2 separate regions of the Homo sapiens genome follow, and region 2 is linked to region 1. The links are chromatin loops, found by intact Hi-C in ENCODE. Cell type or tissue: psoas muscle. All regions are shown on one strand. Links, peaks and the distances in the headings refer to the core of each region. The heading gives the core; the rest is flanking DNA.

Region 1 (10,500 bases), core at 3,336-5,835:
TTTTCGTTTTAATCTCTCAGAGCAAATCACATTAACCATCACCCAAAAGCCCTCTTCCGCCAACTTGACAATAAGCAGTTTGAGGCATTGGATCTTGTTCATTTTGTATTTTCCACAGCACCAGTATAAACTTTTTTTTTTTGAGACGGAGTCTCACTCTGTCACCCAGGCTGGAGAGCAGTGGCTCGATCTCAGCTCACTGCCACCTCTGCTTCCTGGGTTCAAGCGATTCTCCTGTCTCAGCCTCCTGAGTAGCCGGGATTACAGGCACGCGCCACCACTCCCAGCTAATGTTTTGTATTTTTAGTAGAGATGGGGTTTCACCATGTTGGCCAGGATGGTCTTGATCTCCTGACCTTGTGATCCGCCCGCCTCACCCTCCCAAAGTGCTGGGATTACAGGCATGAGCCACCGTGCCGGGCCTAAACTTCTTTACTTTGGCTTTTATCAAAATAATACATGCCTATACTTGAAAGAACCAAGTAGTTCTTTCTCAAGGTTTATTAGGAAAAACAGCTATCCTTTACCACTTCTCCTCTTATCTAATAATTTTGATATTTACCTCTATCTAAATAATACACTTATACTGCTATTTTATGATTTGTCGGTTTTAGGCATTATGAATAAAACTGCATGAAGGAAGACAAATATTTAGATCTTTCCCCTCCCCTACATGTTCCCACAACATACTTGAGTTCTTCCTATCCTCCATCTTTCCAATACAGTTATAATTTTTGTCATATCCATATTACTTATTAATATATAAATGGCTGGGCGTGGTGGCTCATGCCTGTAATCTCAGCACTTTGGGAGGCCAAGGCGGGCGGATCACCTGAGATTGGGAGTTCCAGACCAGCCCGACCAACATGGAGAAACCCTGTCTGTACTAAAAATACAAAATTAGCTGGGCATGGTGGCACTTGCCTGTAATCCCAGCTACTCGGTGAGGCAGGAGGATTGCTGGAACCCTAGAGGTGGAGGTTGTGGTGAGCTGAGATAGCGCCATTGGACATCAGCCTGGGCAACAAGAGTGAAACTCCATCTCAAAAACAAAAAAAATGTAAATTATATAAGTATTATATTATAAAATTATTATATAAATAAGATGTATCTAACAAAGATAATGATATAAATAATATGGATCTAACTATACATATACATATTATGACTATGTAAATACTATTCACAGCTAAGCCATATAGGAAACTATAATTATTTAGTCTTTTCTGTATGACTCTTTATTTTCTCTAGTATTAATTATTGTGGAATGTCTTTCATTTGCCTTGTTATCTATATATAAATATTTTTTCACTAAGTCAACCCCCAAATCTCCACTAATTGTCTAAATCTCTTAATACATTCACATGTATCAGGTGTTTCATCAATTTAATCTTAAGAAGCTTTCCCTGTGTTTTCTGGCTTGTTCCAGTCTGGACCAATTGCCCTCTATCCCGGTAGATAGACATTGTCTTGGGCTATTTCTTCACCATCATTCTGAGAATTCTCTTGGCTTTTCTATTATGTTGGGCCTTTTGTTTCCTGTTTCTTTTTCTTTTTTAAAAAATTTTATTTATTTATTTATTTTTTTGAGATGGAGTCTCACTTGTGTCACCCAGGCTGGAGTACAGTGGCGCGATCTCGGCTCACTGCGAGCTCCGCCTCCGGGTTCACGCCATTCTCCTGCCTCAGCCTCCCAAGTAGCTGGGACTACAGGTGCCTGCCACCATGCGTGGCTAATTTTTTTTGTATTTTTAGTAGAGATGGGGTTTCACATGTTAGCCAGGATGGTCTCGATCTCTTGACCTCGTGATCCACCCGCCTCAGCCTCCCAAAGTGCTGGGATTACAGGTGTGAGCCACCGCACCCGGCCTGTTTCCTGTTTCTTACACCTTGCTTGTGATTTACTTCTTTGTTTTAATAAAGCACATTATCTGAGTTTCCTGAGAAAGAATACATGAAAGGTAAAGCTTTGAAACCTTTTGTGATTGAGAATGTCTTTATTTGACTCTCTCATTTGATTGATAGTTTAGCTTGGTCTAGAATTATCACTGGGAAATAATTTTCTTTCAGAAATTTGCAGGTATTTCCTTATTGTCTTCTAGATTCCAGTTATTTCTAGTGAGATGTATAAACCTATTCTGATTCTTGATCCTTTGTATATGACCTGCTTTTTCTAATAGCTTGTAGAATCCTGTCTTTATTCTTTATTGTAACACATTTCAAAATGATATGCTTTGGGGTGAGTCTATTTTTATTGATAGTGTTGGATATTTTCAATTGAAAATTTGAATCCTTCATTTCTAGAAATTTTTCTTGAATTATTTCTTTGATAATATTCTTCCTTTCATTTCTTTATCTAGAACTTCTGTTAGTTGTATGTTGATCTCTAGAACTGATCCTTTATTTTTCCTAACTCTTCTATTCAGTTTTCCATTTCTGGTTTTTTTTTTTTTAACCCTACTTTCTGGAAGAGTTTTTCAATTTTATTTTCCAGTGTTTCTACTTATATTTTTATTTATCTGAACACATTTTTAATTTCCAAGAGCTGTCTTTACATGATCCTGTTCTTTTATATATTCAATATCATCTCATCTCTCTAAAGATATTGATTTATTATTTGACATTTTCATTTCCACATGATATGGTTTGGCTCTGGGGCCCCACCCGAATCTCGTTTTGAATTGTAATCCCCACTGCAATTCAAAATGTCAAGGGAGGGACCTGGTGGGAGGCGATTGGATCATGGGGGTGGTTTCCCCCATGTTGTTCTTGTGATAGTGAATTCTCACAAGATCTGATGGTTTTATAAGAGTTTGACATTTCCTCCTTCACAGGCACTCTCTCGTTTGCCAGCGTGTAAGACATACCTGCTTCTGCTTCCGCCATGATTGTAAGTTTCCTGAGGCCTCCCCAGCCATGCAGAACTGTGAGTCAATTAAACCTCCTTTCTTTATACATTACCCAGTCTCGGTTAGTATCTTTATAGCAGTGTGAAAACAGACTAATAACACTATGAATAGCTCTGTTCTCTCCATATTTCTTTTTCCACTTTGTTTTGGTTTTTACCTTTTTTACCAGAGACTTTTCTCCAGTATTCGGTGGTCCTTGGTTATAAGTTCACATTCAAAAGAGGGACACTAAGAAGCCGACAGAAATCTTTGAGCACATGGGTAGGGCTTTAACAGAGGATGATCTGGCTGGATCAGTTATTTGGGGAATCGCTTTATGTGTACCTTTAGGTGTTTCCCTTGGAGGGTTAATTTTCCTCAGAGAAGATCTTCCAATCACCCTCCTGGAGGTTAATATCTAGATGTAGTGCCCTGTGAGCTTTAAAGGGGAAGAGGGCTTATAGGATTCAGCACAAAATTTACAAATATTCACTTAATACTTCTGCTTTAGACTAATACCCCCAACTACAGGTGTGCCTGTTGTGCTCACAGGCCAGGAACCTCTGTTTCACCTTTAAAGAATAAACCTCCATTATTTTGCGAGGTAAAAGGCAGTCATCCAGCTTTGTGGAATTGAAGAGGAGATCTGGGAATGTAACTACTTCATAGAGTTTCAACTTAGCCTTCTATTTTGAGCCCCAACTTCCAACTATAGCTGATGCCACCAATTCCTAAGTCTCTGGAAAATCCTTGTATATGTGTTTGCTTCCATGCTTTCCCGTTTGCCAGTTTAGACATTAGCTTTCTCAAATCTGCTAGATCCGTTGTCATATATCCATCTCTTTCCAGCTTCCAAAGTTTTGTTCCTGTTGTCTCCTTTCTGGTCCTTTATATCCCTATGGATTTCTGTCTTTTAAAAAAATCCCAGCTGGGCTTGGTGGCTCAGGCCTGTAATCCCAGCACTGTGGGAGGGTGAGGTGGGCAGATCGCGAGGTCAGGAGATCAAGACCATCCTGGGCAACATGGTGAAACCCCGTCTCTACTAAAAATACAAAAAAATTAGCTGGCTGTGGTGGTGCATGACTGTAGTCCCAGCTACTTGGGAGGCTGAGGCAGGAGAATTGCTTGAACCCAGGAGGCGGAGGTTTCAGTGAGCTGAGATCGTGCCACTGCACTCCAGCCTGGGTGACAGAGCAAGACTCCGTCTCAAAAAAAAAAAAAAATCCCTTTATTATTATGTTAATAGAGTTTCAATAGGATGCAAAAATAAATGAATGAGTGGAATTTGTCATTTTCATTCATAAGTTGACTTTGAAATGTTCTAGTCTCCTACAACTATATTATTTTATTTTTGCACACAACTAAATGTTGAATTTGGAGTTAAATTTCTCTTAGTGACCATGCTTCAGTTTATGGTATAAAATAAACCATTTATCTACCACTATGCCTTTAGTTTTAGTTTAGTCAGAAATCTGAGGAGCAAATTGCAACATAGAAGGGAACACACATCTGGCCTGGCCCTGGCCCTGGCCTTATCCTTCTAAATGTCTTTAACCTCCAAACTCTAGTGTGCCTCCGAGAACAAGGTGATCTTTCCAAGTGTGGCCTTGGCTGTTGGGAATAGGAAGCCAATTATATGAGTTTCATAGTCCAATAATTTTTTTCTTTTTAAAAAAAGACCTTTTTTTTAAATCTGCCTACTTTATTTGGTAAAACAACAACAACAAACAAAACCTTATTTTTTAGAGCAGTTTTAGGTTCACAGCAAAATTGAGAGGAAAGTACAGAGATTTCCCACACACCCCCTATCCCACATGTGTATAGTCTTGCCCATTTTTAACATCCCCCACCAGAGCGGTGCATTTGTTATCACTGATGAACCCACATTGATACATCATTATCATCCAGAAGTCCACAGTTTACATTAAGATTCACTCTTCGAGTACATTCTCTAGGTTTAGACAAATGTGTAATGACATGTAGCCATGATTATAGTAGCATACAGAGTAGTTTCACTGCCCTAAGACTCCTCTGTGCTGTTTATTCTTCCCTCCCTCCCCTCAACCCTTGGCAACCACTGATCTTTACTCTGTCTCCATAGTTTTGACTTTTCCAGAATGTGATATAGTTGGAATCTTATAACATGCAGCTCTTTCAGATTGGCTTCTTCTTTCACTTAGTAAAATGCATTTACATTTACTCTATATCTTTTTATAGCTTGATAGCTCATTTCTTTTCATCACTGAGTAATAATACATTGTCTGGATATACCACAGTTTATTTATCCATTCACCTCCTGAAGGACATCTTGCTTGTGTCCAAGTTTTGGCAATTAAAAATAAAGCTACTGGCCAGGCACAGTGGCTCACACCTGTAATCCCAACACTTTGGGAGTCCAAGGTGAGCAGATTTTTTGAGCCCAGGACTTTGAGACCAGCTTGGGCAACATGGCAAAACCTACCTCTACAAAAAAAAAAACAAAAACAAAACAAAACAAAAAACAAAACAAAAGTTAGCTGAGCATGCTGGCGTGTGCCTGTTTTCCCGGCTACTCAAGAGGCTGAAGTGGGAGGATTACTTGAGCCCAGAAAGTTGCGGCTACAGTAAGCCGTAATTGTACCACTGCATTCCAGCCTGGGGCCACAGCAAGACCCTGTCTAAAAAAAAAAAAAGAGAAAAGAAGGAGAAGAAGGAAGAGGAGGAGGAGAAGGAAGGAAGAGGAGGAGGAAAGAAAGAGGAAGGAAGGAAGGAATGAAGGAAGGAGAGAAGAGGAAGAGGAGGAAGAGGAAGAAACGGAGGAAGAAGAAGAAGAAAGAAGAAAGAAGAAGGAAGAAGACGACTATAAACATTTGTGTACGGTACTTATTTGTTATTTGTATATCTTCTTTGCTCTGGTGACTTAAGATCTTTGAGCTATTTTTTAATCAGGTAATTTGTTTTCTTATTGTTGAGTTTTAAGAGTTCTTTGTATATTTTGGATAACAATCCTCTACCAGGTATATTTTTTGAAAATATTTTCTCCCAGTCTATGGCCTGTCTTCCCGTTCCTGTAACAGTGTCTTTCACAGAGCAAAACATTTTAATTTTAATGAAGTCTAGCTTATCAATTCTTTCTTTCATGAATCACAACTTTGGTGTTGCATCAAAAATTTATCATGAAACCTGAGGTCACCTAAATTTTCTCCTATGTTGTCTTCTAAGAGTTTTATGGTCTTGTGTTTTTCAAGTCTGTGATCCATTTTGAGTTAATTCTTGTGGAGGGTGTTAAGATCTGTGTCTAGATTCAAGTTTCTGAATGTAGATGTTCGGTTCTAGTACCATCTGTTGGAAAGTCTATCTCTATTGTATTGCCTTTGCTTCTTTGTCAAAGAACAGTTGACTGTATTCATGTGGGTCTCTTTCTGGGCTCTCTGTTCTGTTCCATTGATCTGTTTGTCTATTCTTTATCAATATCATGCTGGCTTGATTACTGCAGTTTTGTAGTAAGTCTTGAAGTCACATAGTGTCATTTCTCCAATTTGTTCTTTTCCTTCAATATTGTGTTGCCTATTCTGGGTCTTTTGGCTTTTGGCTCTCCATATCAACTTTTTTTTTTTTTTTTGAGATGAAGTCTCGCTCTACTCCCTCGGCTGGAGTGCAGTGGTGCTATCTCGGCTCACTGCAGCCTCCGCCTCCCAGGTTCGGGCGGTTCTCCTGCTTCAGCCTCCCAAATAGCTGGGATTACCAGCATGCGCTTCCACACCCGGCTAATTTTTGTATTTTTAGTAGAGACGGGGTTTCCCCATGTTGGCCAGGCTGGTCTTGAACTCCTGACCTCAAGTGATCCACCCTCCTCAGCCTCCCAAAATGCTGGGATTACAGGCATGAGCCACTGTGCCTGGCTCCCATATCAACTTTCAAATCAGTTTGTCAAAATCCACAAAATAATTTTCTGGGATTTTTACTGGACTTGCCATGAATCTATAGATCAAGTTGGGAAGAACTTAATAGCTTGACAATACTGAGTCTTCCTATCCATGAACATGAAATAATCTCTGTATTCATTTAGTTCTTTAATTTATTTCATTAGAGTTCTGCAGTTTTCCTAATATAAACCTTGTACATATTCTGTTAGATTTAAAATTAATTATTTCATTTTGGGGGGTGCTAATGTAAATGATACTGTGTTTATTTTTTGCTTGTTCTTTTTTTGTTTTTTTTTGTTTTGTTTTGTTTTGTTTTGAGACAGAGTCTCACTCTGTCACCCAGGCTGGATGGAGTGCAGTGGTGCAATCTTGGCTCACTGCAACCTCCGCCTCCCGGGTTTAAGCAATTCTCCCACCTCAGCCTCCAGAGTAGCTGGGATTATGGGCATGTGCCACCACGTGCAGCACCACGAGACAGGGTTTCGGCCTGTTACCCAGGCTGGTCTCGAACTCCTGGGCTCAAGCAGTCTGCCCACCTTGGCCTCCCAAAGTGCTGGGATTACAGGCATGAGCCACCTGTTACTAACTTCTAGTGTAATCCCACGGTAATCTGAGAGCAGATATTGTATGATTTCTTTTCTTTTAAATTTGTTCTCACGCCTGTAATCCCAGCACCTTGGGAGGCCGACACGGGCACATCACGAGGTCAGGAGATGGAGACCATCCTGGCTAACACGGCAAAACCCCGTCTCTACTAAAAATACAAAAAAAAATTAGCCGGGCGTGGTGGCAGGCGCCTGTATAGTCCCAGCTACTCGGGAGGCTGAGGCAGGAGAATGGTGTGAACCCGGGAGGTGGAGCTTGCAGTGAGCCGAGATCACGCCACTGCATTCCAGCCTGGGCAACAGAGCAAGACTCTGTCTCAAAAAAAAAAAAAATTGTTAAGGTGTGTTTTATGGCCCAGAATATGATCTACCTTGGTGAAGGCTTTCTCCACATGAACTTGAGAAGAATGTGTATTCTGTTATTGCTGGAGGAAGTAGTCTATAGATGTCAGTCATATCCAGTTGACTGATGGTGTTTTTTGAGCTGAGATTCAACCCAGGGAATCTGGTTTCTATAGTTGCTGGTAGCCTATAGTCCCAGCTACTTGAAAGGCTGAGGTGGGAGGATTACTTGAGCCCAGGAGTTCAAGATAGGAAGTCTGGTTCCAAAATTCCATGCACCTACCTACTTCACTATGTTGCCTCCTGGGGGATTGATTTCTCTCAGTTTATTTCATAATTTTAGAGGTAACCACTTTAGCTGGAATTTTAACATTTCATTTGTATCTTGTAGCTAGCTACTGTGTGAAAGACAACATGGAATGAAATACAACAAGGCATTTCTGTTTCGAGTTCATCTTCTCAAATTGTTTTTATTGTAAAGAGAAATTAATTATCATTTTAGCTTGTGATAAAAGGATAAAAATTAAATGTCATCACTGCTGAATAGTTCAGCTTGCTATAATTTATAATTTATTTGTAATATAAATAGATAAGTATGATCAGCTCTACTTACTTGACTAGCCTCATCTCGCTCTGCTCTTCAGAGCATATTAGCTGCCTTTCTGTTCCTGTTCCCCTGCCTGTAACTCCTACATACTTCAGGTCTCAGCCTAAATTATCAATTCCTCAAGAAATTTGTCACTGCCTTTCCAATATAAATTAGACTTATCTGATATCTGTTTTTCTAGCTCTATGTTTTTCTCTGATGACTCATACTGTAATTATAATCATGTTGTTCTTTGTATGTCTGTGTCTGCTGTCACTTTTTTTTTTTTTTTTTTGAGACAGAGTTTCATTCTGTCACCCAGGCTGGAGTGCAATGGTGCGATCTCAGCTCACTGCAACCTCTGCTTCCCAGGTTCAAGCGATTCTCCTGCCTCAGCCTCCTGAGTAGCTGGGATTAAAAGCGCCCGCCACCACACCCGGCTAATTTTTGTATTTTTAGTAGAGACGGGGTTTCTCACTGTTGGCCAGGCTGGTCTCGAACTCCTGACCTCAGGTGATCTGCCCGCCTCGGCCTCCTAAAGTGCTGGGATTACAGGCGTGAGCCACCGGGCCCGGCCTGCTATTGCTTTTAAACTCGACAGGCATCTTGATTATTTATGCACTGTTTTATCCCCGGCACCTAACACAGGGCCTAGCACATAGTAAGCACTTTGTTTTCTTTTTGTTAATAAACTGCATCCGTGTAATTAATAACTCTAAAGCTAATAAGTCAAATTATTGATCTGAGCATGCCAAATGGGTAAAATGGAAAATTGAGCAAATTTATTTATAGGCCACTAAGACAACCATATCTTAAAGGTAATTTTTAAAAAGCAATAGCCCAGTGATTGAAAGTATGGGTGCTTATATACCTTTTCGCCTTGTAGCAATCAAGAATTGGGGCATGTAAAATGATTAACACAATATTGTCTGAAACTGAAAAGGACAGCCTGCCTCCTTTGCCTGGAATGCTGCCTTTCCTTTAATGTTCAACTCCTGTTGTATTTTCTTCATGAAGTCTTCTTGTAAGACTGAAACGCCCAGTGACTTTTCCTCCCTCTCTGAATTTCTGTTACATTTAAAAGTCCAAGGCCCCAAAGTCAGCACTAGATCCTATAGCCTGCCTTGTATTGTCCACAGCTGCTTTCAATGTTAGTCTTATCTCATCTTATTAGATTGTAAATTCCTGGAAGGGAGGAAACATACCTTTATACCTCTTCTATAATCCCATGGCGCCTAAAGCAGTGCTGAGAACATGCTGTCTGCACAATGAGCACTCATTGAGTTGTCTGTAGGCAAAAACAATTAATCTGACAGTTTGCAGTTTGTGGGTCATGGGTGTGTTTGAATCTTTTCAGCACGGAGCTTGCTCTCCAACTACTGTCAGCCTGGATCGTCAGCAATAAGGAGGGATAGGGAGTCTCCTTTCTTCCTCTTCGACTTCTCTAAGGTCTTGCCATAAAACAAACTAAAACAAATCATTAGAACTGTTCCTACTCGGGGATGCGCTTCTCTTTAAGGAACACAGTTTAATGGTCAAAAAAGCAGCTGCTTTGTATTCTGGAGAATGTACCTAATTAATCAGAGGCCAAACAAATAGAAATAAATTCAGGCTTCCATTTTATTATTGAGTAAGGCCCATTTGATCTCCAAACAGATTTTGGGCAGGACAGGGGCATGTCCTGCTGATTTGAGGAGCTCCTCACAGATCCATGGGAATTTTGGTAGGATCAAGCAGCGTCCTTGAGCAATGGCAGCCTCCTTTACTGTAGACCTCTAGAAAAAATTGCCAAGAGGTAATTGCTAGCCATACAATGAGAAGGAAGGGAGAGTGTTGCACTTAAGATAGAAAGGATGTGGATGGCTGGCTCCTTCTGTAATCCTTCATGCTGACCCTATTCCATTCAGTTGGTCATTTGTGAGCTTTTCAAAATTATTTATTGAGACTATTATGTGACTCAAGTGACTCTAAGGAAAAGTAAGAATTCCTTCTAGCTTTCTAGGAACTTGCAATCTGCTCAGGAAGATAAGATTACACACGAGGCAGGTAGGTAACAATAGAAGACAGAATTTGATGACATATTGATCAGAGAAGGGCAAAATCACTCTGAATGGGAGTTATCAGAGAAGATTCTGTAGGGTAGTGGAAACTCTGCTGAACTTTGTAAGGGCCGT
Region 2 (10,500 bases), core at 3,101-5,600, 100 kb after region 1:
ACGCACACCTCCTTGGAGACCCATTATTGTAGAGGATGAAGTCTTTGAATGTAAGGCCTTTGGGTTTGGTGAGTAGAGGGCCTATATCACCAAACTTTGAGAAAACAATATCTATAAAATGGTGATTGTAGAAGTAATGTTTACAAGGAGTGACAGGAGTGATGGAGGGTGAGGAAGTTGAGATAAACTACTTTAACACTTGGTGAGGGACAGAGGACAATAGTTGATTTTCCAGGCAAGGACTAAGCCGAAGTTACACTTGAATCAAGACACTTTGAAAGAGCCAGTTATCAATGCAAGCATTAGTTATTTTGACTTCTCTCACAAGAGTAAAATAAACAAAACTGTAATGTCTTTGACAGTGGGGTGATAAATGCCTCAAAGCAAATTACACATAAAATTTGGAGATATTCTGACAGTGGTGTTTTTGTAACAGAGTCAGACAATATAAATAGTTAATAGGGGTATAGAGGTTTATTCTAAGTTGGTCAGAACAAGTTATTCCAATGGTTTTGGATTGGCATCACCAGGCAGGAGTGACCACTCCTTTAGCAGATGGGTGTTCCTCTTTGCAAATGAACATATTTCCACAAATGAGTCGTTGAAGATAATCCTCTGAAAAATGTTAAATTTTGCCCTAAGCGGCACCCGTCCATCTGCCTACTCAATGTATCTTTCCCTCCAGGTACATGTGCTGCTCAATATGGAAACATTATTCTAAAGATACTATGCGCTGCAGGATACCACCTAATTTCCAGAAACAGCTTGGTTATATTGGGTTGGTGCAATCGAATATAACCTGGCTATATTAGGTTTTGCCATTAAAAGTAATGGCAAAAATCTCAATTAATTATAGCATGCTGAGATGACAAGCATGTGGAAATGTATACATTTTTTCTGGCCACTCTCAATGGCAGAGAGGTTTTTTTTTAACTTTTATTTTAGGTTCAAGGGTACATGTGCAGGTATGTTATATAGGTAAACTCATGTCACGGGGGTTTGTTGTACGGATTATTTCATCGCCCAGGTACTAAGCCTAGTACCCAATAGATATTTTTCCTGATCCCATCCCCCTCCCACCTTCCACCCGCAAGTAGGCCCCAGTGTCTGTTGTTTCCCTCTTTGTGTCCATGAGTTCTCATCATTTAGCTCCCACTTATAAGTTAGAACACGTGGTATTTGGTTTACTGCATTACTCTGCTAAGGATGATGGCCTCCAGCTCCATCCATGTCCCTGCAAAGGACATGATCTCATGCTTTTTCATGGCTGCATGGTATTCCATGGTGTATGTTTAACACATTTTCTTTATCCAGTTCTACCATTGATGGGCATTTAGGTTGAGTCCATGTCTTTGCTATTGTGAATAGTGCTTCAGTGAACATTCACGTGCATGTGTCTCTATGATAGAATGATTTATATTCCTTTGGGTATATTCCCAGTAATGAAATTGCTGGGTCAAATGGCAGTTCTGTTTTTAGCTGTTTCAGGAATCGCCACACTGCTTTTCCACAGTGGTCGAAGTAATTCACACTCACACCAACAGTGCAAAGGCATTTTATTTTTTCTGCAACCTCACTAGCATCTGTTATTTTTGCCTTTTAGTAATAACCATTCTTTTTTTATTCTTTATTTTATTTATTTATTTATTTATTTATTTATTTATTTTTTGAGACAAAGTCTCGCCCTGTCGCCAGGCTGGAGTGCAGTGGCATGATCTCGGCTCACTGCAACCTCCGCCTCCCGGGTTCAAGTGATTCTCCTGCCTCAGCCTCCCGAGTAGCTGTGACTACAGGCGCATGCCACCATGCCCAACTAATTTTTGTATTTTCAATAGAGATGGGGTTTCACCATGTTGGCGAGGATGGTCTTGATCTCTTGAGTTTGTGATCCGCCCACCTTGGCCTCCCAAAATTCTGGGATTACAGGTGTGAGCCACTGCACCCGGTCCAGTAATAACCATTCTGACTGGTGTGAGATCATATCTCATTGTGGTTTTGATTTGCATTTTTCTAATGATCAGTGATACTGAGATTTTTTTCACATGCTTGTTGGCTGCATGTATGTCTTCTTTTCAAAAGTGTCTGTTCATGTCATTTGCCCACTTTTTAATTGTTAAAGTTACTTATAGATGCTGGATATTAGACCTTTGTCAGATGCATAGTTTGCAAAAATGGTCTCCCGTTCTGTAGGTTGTCTGTTTACTCTGTTAGTTTCTTTTGCTGTGCAGAAGCTAACAGAGAAGATTTTAATATTTTTTAAAATATTAAAAAATATTAAATATTTTTATTTAATATTGCTGGTAGTAGAATTTTGGTGACTAAGAAAGAAAAATAAGAGCCAGGAAGGTAATCGCCATACAAAATCATGTAGGCAACTATGTCTACTTCACCAACTCTGAAAAGTCCATTTTGGGTGCTTTAACATGTATTATACAATATGAAGACAATAGCAAGCAATATTTTATTGAGTACTTACTAAAAGCCAATTATTGTTATGAGCTAACTCCTGTTACCTCATTTAATCCTTAAGACAACCTGGCAAGGTCACTGGTATTGTCAGCATTTTGCAGAAGATGAGGCTCTGAGAGGTAAAGAAATGTAGACAAGGTTGCCCAGCTAATGAGGGGCAAAGGAGGAGTGCAAGTCCACAGATGCAGAATCTTCTCTTTCACCCCATGATGTAGGACAGCCATACCAGCAGTGACTTAAAACAACAGAGCATTTCAAGACATTTGTTTTTGGTTTGTAGTTTTTCTAATGTAATTTGATAACTAGCTAATCATACCAACACAAAAAAAGAAGGTATCTGGGTTTTAAATACTTTCTCCTCCCATTTGTCTTTCCGCTAAAACTCAAAAACAAAAAACAAAAACATCTTGTGTCAAACCACATTTCTTAGAATCTGCCAAAGTACTTGGCTCAGGTTTATGTTCTTTCCCAAAGCCAAATTACTCTGCTGTTTCCTCATCTTTACAAAGAATAAAAAACAACAGTGGTAGCTTCTTTTATTTCTCTTTACTCACTGTTTGTATGGGTTTTTTCCCTCCTAGACATGAATTTTAATTTTTTTAAGTAAACGAAATAACTGTTGACCAATCTCTTGCTTATCCTACTGTCAAAAAGTGGGCATTCTTTTCCCTGACTGGCTATAGCAAAAACAATAAGAGAATTTCTGCAGAAGTGATTACCTGGTACCTAGGAATTATTTGTCTTGCCTGTTCACCTGCTCTTCCTGTATCTGCTATTAGTGACTTTTCACCAAGGTGGCCTAAGTATTGTGGTTCAAACTCCAAGTTGCTATGGTGAGGATGCTTCTATTCTTTGCTACAGTTTCTTTATAATGCTTGCTCCTTACACATCCCATTCCTAGGATCTCAGATGTGATGGAAGATAGTTTAGGATATAGTTTAGATAGTTTAGGAAGACCCCATTGGTTTTGTGTGAAAGCGTGGAAACTTTCACAGTTTCCACACTTTCACACGAGGTCAAAAATGATTAACTACTGTTTCATAAGCCCACAGCACCTGAAACAAGGTCTGCTTGACACATAGTAGGCACTTGATAAGTGTCTGTTGAATAGGAAATGATGGTAGCTTGATTAAGATGTCAGCAGGAACATCAAAACAAGGCCAGGGCATCTGACTTGTGAAATGGGGAAGAAGAACTTATTACAGATTTATGACTTCGTATTTCCTAATTCCCTGTTTCATGGTTTGTATTTTGTGACAATTTTAGATCATGGATAGGCAAACTTTCTCTAAAGGGCCAGACAGTACATATTTTAGGCTTTGTAAGCCAATCATCTATGGTCCGTGTTGCAGTTACTTAACTCTGCAGTGTTAATGTGAAAGCAGCTCTAGACAATATGAAAATGAATGAGCATGGCTGTGCTCCAAAAATATTTTATTTACAAAAATAGCCTATAGGCTAGATTTGGTGGGAGAGCATGGTTTACCCATCCTTGATTTTAAGGGTGGAAATTTAATGGACCTCAGATCAAAAGATACTAGGTGAGTCAGCTTCCTGTCTTGAAACAAAATGAGCACATGTAAAAGTCTTTAGGCTTTGCCTTTGTAACCATTAATGTAGGTCAGTGGATTTGGCATGTAGGTAGAGGGTAGAGAGGTAAGGATTACATTCAGTAAGATCTGCTTATAATCTATTAGTTTAAGGTATTTATTTATTTATTTATTTTTATTTTTTGAAGATGAGGTCTTACTCTGTCACCCAGGCTGGAGTGTAGTGGCATGGTTATGGCTCACTTTAACGTCAAACTCCAGGGCTCAAGCAATCCTCCCACTTCAGTCTCCCAAGTAGCTGGGACTACAGGCACGCACCACCATGTGCAGCTAATTTTTAAATTATTTTGTAGAGATGGGGTTTCACTATGTTGCGCAGGCTGGTCTTGAATTCCTAGGCTCAAGTGATCCTCCCGCCTCAGCCTCTCAAAGTGCTGGGATCACAGGCATGAGCTACCACGCCCAGCTTAGTTTAAGACATTGATCATTAAGAATTTTTGCCCTTTGGCCCAGTAATTTTTCATCTCAGAGTATGTCATAAGAAATAATCAGCAATAAAGGCAAATATTTATGTACAGATGTTCAACACATATCATTTTAAATAAAAATTTAGGAATCATTTAAATGTTCAGCATTAGAGGAATGGTAAAGTCTATTATGATGTATTTACATAAAAATATGTATCTGTTACCAGCCTCCTCCCAGCATTTTTGTGGCCCAGGGCAAGAGGACACAGGGAGGCCTACTAATATATGTCTAAATATTTTAAAGTTATAAATCAAGCTAACAGACTGCTAAAGTACGTTTCATCCTTCTGCTTGGACAAATACGCCTTCTTAATGACCTGGAAGGCCAGGTTTAAATCCAGAATTCTCAGACTCTTTGGAATTCCCTGTTGGAATGTGGTGGCTTGAGGAGAGGCAGCCAGCCTGCTCCGCCTCCCAGCTCTGTTTCAGCCCCGCAGCAAGAGGAGCCTTACACAACCCGCACATCGAAGTCCATCAACACTCTGTGACCCGACCCTCCCCCCTGTGGGCCTGGGGTGCACACAGTGCTGTGCAGTCTGCCCTCGGGGATAGGCCTGAGGAAGGAGGCTAAGCAGCACCTTTTCATCGTGGCATTTCAGGACTCCAAGTACTGTGAGAATTGGTCTAGAAGGATGGCTCAGACTCTATGGAGATAACCTTTTTCTCTGTGTACCCGCCCATCACATGATGAGGAAAGGAGCCAGAGGAGGGCCACAGTGAGGCTGCTTTAAAACACAGGGTCCAGGGCAAGGGAGCATTTGCCTGGTTTTATTTTTTGTTTATTGTTTATTTTTTGATATAGGGTCTCATTCTGTCGCCAGGCTGGAGTACGTTGGCATTATTTATTGGCAAAAGTAGGGCATGAGCAATTTCCTTTTGTACCAATCTTTGTCTAAGTGGTAGAAGATAGATCTGGCTCAAATTATAAAAACTCAAAGAAGGTACAATGTTATATTAGAATACTCTTGAGGTTACAACTGAAATTTGTCTCCCAGATCTTTTTGTCTCTGCCAAATAGCAGTGACGCATTTCAAAGGCACCTGAAGAGATGAAGCTAGAATTAACAGGCAGAACATCAAGCACAGAGATGGTTATTCCTGTTTTATCCACATGCTTTTGTGCTCTTGGAACTTTCTGAGCTTGCCTTTTCCCATGTTACCTGGCTGTAAAAACCACTTCCTTGCTATTGGGCTGTTGCAAAAGATAATAGATAATAGTTTCAGAAGTTGTTTTAAGTTGTTGAAAATAAAGTATCTGTATAAATACAAAGTTGTATTGTCACCAGTGTTACCATGATTTATGACTATGTCTTTTTTTTTTTTTTTTTTTTTTGAGACGGAGTCTTGGTCTGTCGCCCAGGCTGGAGTGTGGCATGATCTTGGCTCACTGCAACCTCTGCCTCCCAGGTTCAAGCAATTCTCCCTGCCTCAGCCTCCGGAGTAGCTGGGATTACAGGCACGGGCCACCATGCCTGGCTAATTTTTGTATTTTTTAGTAGACACGGGGTTTCGTTGTGTTGGCCAGCTTGGTCACGAACTCCTGACCTCAGGTGATCCGCCTGCCTTGGCCTCCCAAAGTGCTGGGATTACAGGTGTAAGCCATCGCGTCTGGCCAGGAGTCTTCTTTTCTAATATATTTTTTTAAATCTCCTATCCAAGCGGGTGCCGTGTTACGTGCCTATAATCGCAGCTATGCAGGAGGATCCCTTCAGCCCGGAGGTTCAAGGCCAGCCTGGGCAACATAGTGAGACCTGTCTCTAAAAATCAATCAATGGATTAATCAATCAATTCAATCAAAAGATCCCCTATCTAAAGTTATACAATGTTAAAAAAAATTGCAAACTCATTATACAATAAGTTTGTGATTGTAGGCCTGGCGCAGTAGCTCACACATATAATCCCAGCACTTTGGGAGACAAAGGTGGGTAGATTACTTGAGCCCAGGAGTTCAAGACCAGCCTGGGCAACGTGGCGAAAATGTGCCTCTACAAAAAAAATACTAAAATTAGCCAGGCATGGTGGCATGCACCTGTAGTCCCAGCTACTCAGGAGGCTCAGGCAGGAGGATCACTTGAGCCCAGGAGGCAGAGGTTGTAGTGAGCCAAGATTGCACCACTGCACTCCAGCCTGGGCAACAGAGTGAGACCCTTTCTCAATCAATTAATCAATAAATGTGCAAGTATAAAAAAAATTTAGTTTATCAAGTATCTTTTATGTGACTAAGAAGTATGATCTGCTGCTCATTTTCCTCACAGCTATGAACTAAAAGCCAATGAGCTGACCTGCAGTCAGTTTCAGCTCTGCTGCTTACATCTGGGTAACCTCAGTCAAGTCCCCAATCCTGCTGATCTGTTTCCTCAGTTAGAAAATGAGGATAAATCTGCCAGGCACGGTGGCTCACACCTGTAATCCCAGCACTTTGGGAGGCCAAGGCGGGTGGATTGCCTGAGGTCAGGAGACCAGTCTGGCCAACATGGTGAAACCCCATCTCTGTTAAAAATACAAAAAAATTAGCCGGGTATGGTGGCATGTGCCTGTAATCCCAGCTACTCCGGAGGCTGAAGCAGGGGAATTGCTTGAACCAGGGAGGTGGAGGTTGCAGTGAGCTGAGATCATGCCACTGCACTCCAGCCTGGGCAACAGAGTGAGATTCCGTCAAAAAAAAAAAAAAAAAAAACAAAGAGAGAAAGAACAGAAAGAAAATGAGAATAGCCTCCTGGATTGGTGTAAGAGTTCAATGAGATGCTGCTGTGAAAATACCCATTTCAGAACTTGGTATGTAGAAAGTATTCAACAAATGTCTAGAGAATCTAAATCTGTTTGATCAGGCCACAGCAAAAGAAGGATGATAAGGATAAAAACAGCAAGTAATAGTAGACTAGTCCTTAAATTCAGATGAAAACCCCTGGTATCTTATAGGTTTTTCGGATTTTGTTTTTCTTTTCCTCCCAGGTGGGACCTTAAAGACTCTTCCTTATCCTTTCTTAATTCTTTTCATTATGTGCCTCTTAAAAATTGGTCTAGATTCTTCCAAGGATAATGCGATCTTCACAACAGGGCCCACATCTATGGGTCAAAACCCAGTCATAATTGGTCTGTACCTTCTAATATCTACAATTTTGAAAATTTTAAATAATGTAAATCCAGTGAGTATGAAACTCAGATACATTTTCATGCATATTCTATACTCTACCTTCCTAAAGAGGAAGTCACTGGTAAATATGCCAGTATAAGAAATGTATTCCAAAAACAATCTGTGAGATGTGTCAGACTCAGATTATAGTGACAGCTCTTTTAACCTTGTAGGAGTCACCAGGGCTCTCCTTCCCATATATAAAACATGCGTAACAGATGCCCACTGACCAAGAAGAGCTGGGAAAGTGAAGATCTGAAAGGAGGACTCAGAGGATCACAGGGTCGCTAACCAGTCATCCTGAAACACTGGTGTGAGTGAACAGTAGGAACTTTGTGGAAGCTGAGTGTGGCCTGCTCTGGAAGAAGGACTTCACCGCATGGAGAGGTCTATGGGGAGCTGCTTAGCCCCCGTGTAGCTGCCTCTGTGAATGCGCAGCCAGTAACTGGTGGTGGGCCTGGAGTCCCTCTTGGCCAACAGTCAGGAAGAAAACCTAGATGTGGAAGAGAGGAGAGCAAGAACAAGCAGATATCCATTCTGGCACCAGTGACCATTTGTCAGTTTTTAACTGAAGCAATATTCTAAGGGTAATGGCTGTTTCTTCACTTCCAGTTCCAAATCTCACGCCAACCTCTTCCATACCTACAAAGTCTAATTCAAAATCATACAGAGAAGGGGAAACATATTTCCTAGGTTAACCAAATTGACGAAGCCCAATCCTGCACATCCACTTTAACTCTTTCTTTCGGTTAACCAACCAATTGTAGATCCCAATCATGCCAAATTAAAAGGCTTTTCCTATTATTTATTCTCCTATCTACATTTCAAGTATGTTGATAAATGTTAGGAAATTATGCCGGAAGGCCCTATACTCTTATATTGTATTTTCAGAGTTAATAAACAAAAGTTAGAATGTTTTAGTTTTAGAATTAGTGTAATTAGCTGGATAGAATTTCCAATTTTAGTTACAGAGAAAAGTTAGTATGTTTTCCCTTTTTCTCAGAGATCTTAAAAAGGCAACTAGGAAAAAGAGAAACAGATGTTAAACCTCCAACTTAGACTTTGAAACATCTGAAACCCAAACTATAATGCATGAGCAGGCACTGCCAAATACAGTGAAAGTAAACCAGGGCATGGGTAGAGGCTTAGAGGGGAGAGCCCTGTGCTGAAGATCGGAGACAAAGCTGGCAGAACAGTTATGAAAGGAAAAGGAGCACCCTTAGAGGCAAAACCAATAATTTTTAGTTATGAACATTGAGAATAGGTGTGCAAACTAATGCAAGAGCTTCCCCAGAGCTGGTTTGGCCTAAAGAAAAAGCAAGGTGGTTGGAGCTAAATAAGGAATGCCCACAGAAATATCATTCGTATAAAGCAGTCTGTGGGTAAGGCATGGTAAAGGAAAGAGACTCAAATTTTTGAATAGGACTTTAACTTCCACTTCTCTTCTGATCAAGAAGTTAAAGCTAACACACACACAACATTGTGTCAAAGAGAGAATTCCTGCTAGCTCAAAATATGGTCCTAGTCTCAGTTCTACATGAATCTGCTATAAATTGCTGGTCCTAGAACTTGTCTCATTCAAGAATGAGTAATCAAAAAGGAAACTGCACAGAATATGTACAAAGTTACAACCAGAAAAAGGGAGAAAATTGGTAAATGAAGAATACTAACACCCACTAACAAGAAAAAAGGTTGCCTTAGAAGAGCATATAGAAATTGTCACCAAATAAGCCATACACTAAAATATATATATAAAATGTATGTATAAAATATTGTAATTACTGCTAAAAAACAAGAGCTTAAAGTGCAGATACAAGAGCTCAGGGACTATATGGCAAGTCAAATGAAAGATGAAATACAGTAAAGCTCAAGAAAACAGATTAGAAAAATAAAACTATTGGACCAGGCGTGATGGCTCACGCCTGTAATCCCAGCACTTTGGGAGGCCGAGATGGGTGGATCACGAGGTCAGGAGATTGAGACCATCCTGGCTAATACAGTGAAACCCCGTCTCTAGTAAAAATACAAAAAAAAATTAGCCGGGCGTAGTGGTGGGTGCATGTAGTCCCAGCTACTCAAGAGGCTGAGGCAGGAGAATGGCATGAACCCGGGAGGCGGAGCTTGCAGTGAGCTGAGATCGCGCCACTGCACTCCAGCCTGGGCAACAGAACGAGACTGTCTCAAAAAAAAAAAAAGAAAAAACTATTTTAGCAACAAAGGCCTTCCTAGAAGCAGCACAAAGGAAGAGAAACATTTTGAAACACAGTAAAGGACAGGAGGAGGATTGAAAAGAGAAAATGAAATGACAATGAAGAGTTCTTAAAAATTAGAGGAAAAATGATACATATGGAAAACAAGTCTGATATTTGCATAACTACTGTTCCTAAATAAGATGAAAAATATCAAAAATAATATTTAAAGATGTAACTTGGCCTGGTGCTCTGGCTAATGCCTGTAATTCCAGCACTTTGGGAGGCTGAGGCGGATGGATCACCTGAGGTCAGGAGGTCAAGCCCAGCCTGGCCAACATAGTGAAACCCTGTCTCTACTAAAAATACAAAAATTAGCCAGGCATGGTGGCATGCGCCTGTAATCCCAGCTACTCAGGAGGCCTGAGGCAGGAGAATCGCTTGAACCCGGGAGGTGGAGGTTTCAGTGAGCCAAGATCACATCACTATACTCCAGCCTGGGCGACAGAAGTCTCAAAAAATAAAATTAAATAAATAAAATAAAATCTTAAGAAACCTTATCAGAAACTAAAGAAATCTTCCATCAACAGATTGAAAATACTGTTTCCCAGTTTTTTAAAAAATGAAGGATAG

What was found. Peaks named below come from ENCODE experiments on the same cell type or tissue, not always from the same donor. Only the 100,000 strongest peaks of a DNase experiment are listed, where the experiment ranks them.
Region 2: it touches region 1 in a loop (3.0-fold over the local background); 1 of 110 quality-filtered maps calls a loop at or near these places.

The regions. Positions count from the first base shown.
Region 1 is chr18:21,206,051-21,216,550 of GRCh38, forward strand. No RefSeq gene overlaps it. Among named protein-coding and RNA genes, the nearest start is that of GREB1L, 31 kb to the right of the region's middle. In psoas muscle, for the core only: no CTCF peak of the experiment used is centred there; a DNase peak (open chromatin) is centred at 4,431.
Region 2 is chr18:21,310,904-21,321,403 of GRCh38, forward strand. The region is part of intron 1 of GREB1L (GREB1 like retinoic acid receptor coactivator); the gene reads left to right. Among named protein-coding and RNA genes, the nearest start is that of GREB1L-DT, 73 kb to the left of the region's middle. In psoas muscle, for the core only: no CTCF peak of the experiment used is centred there; no DNase peak of the experiment used is centred there.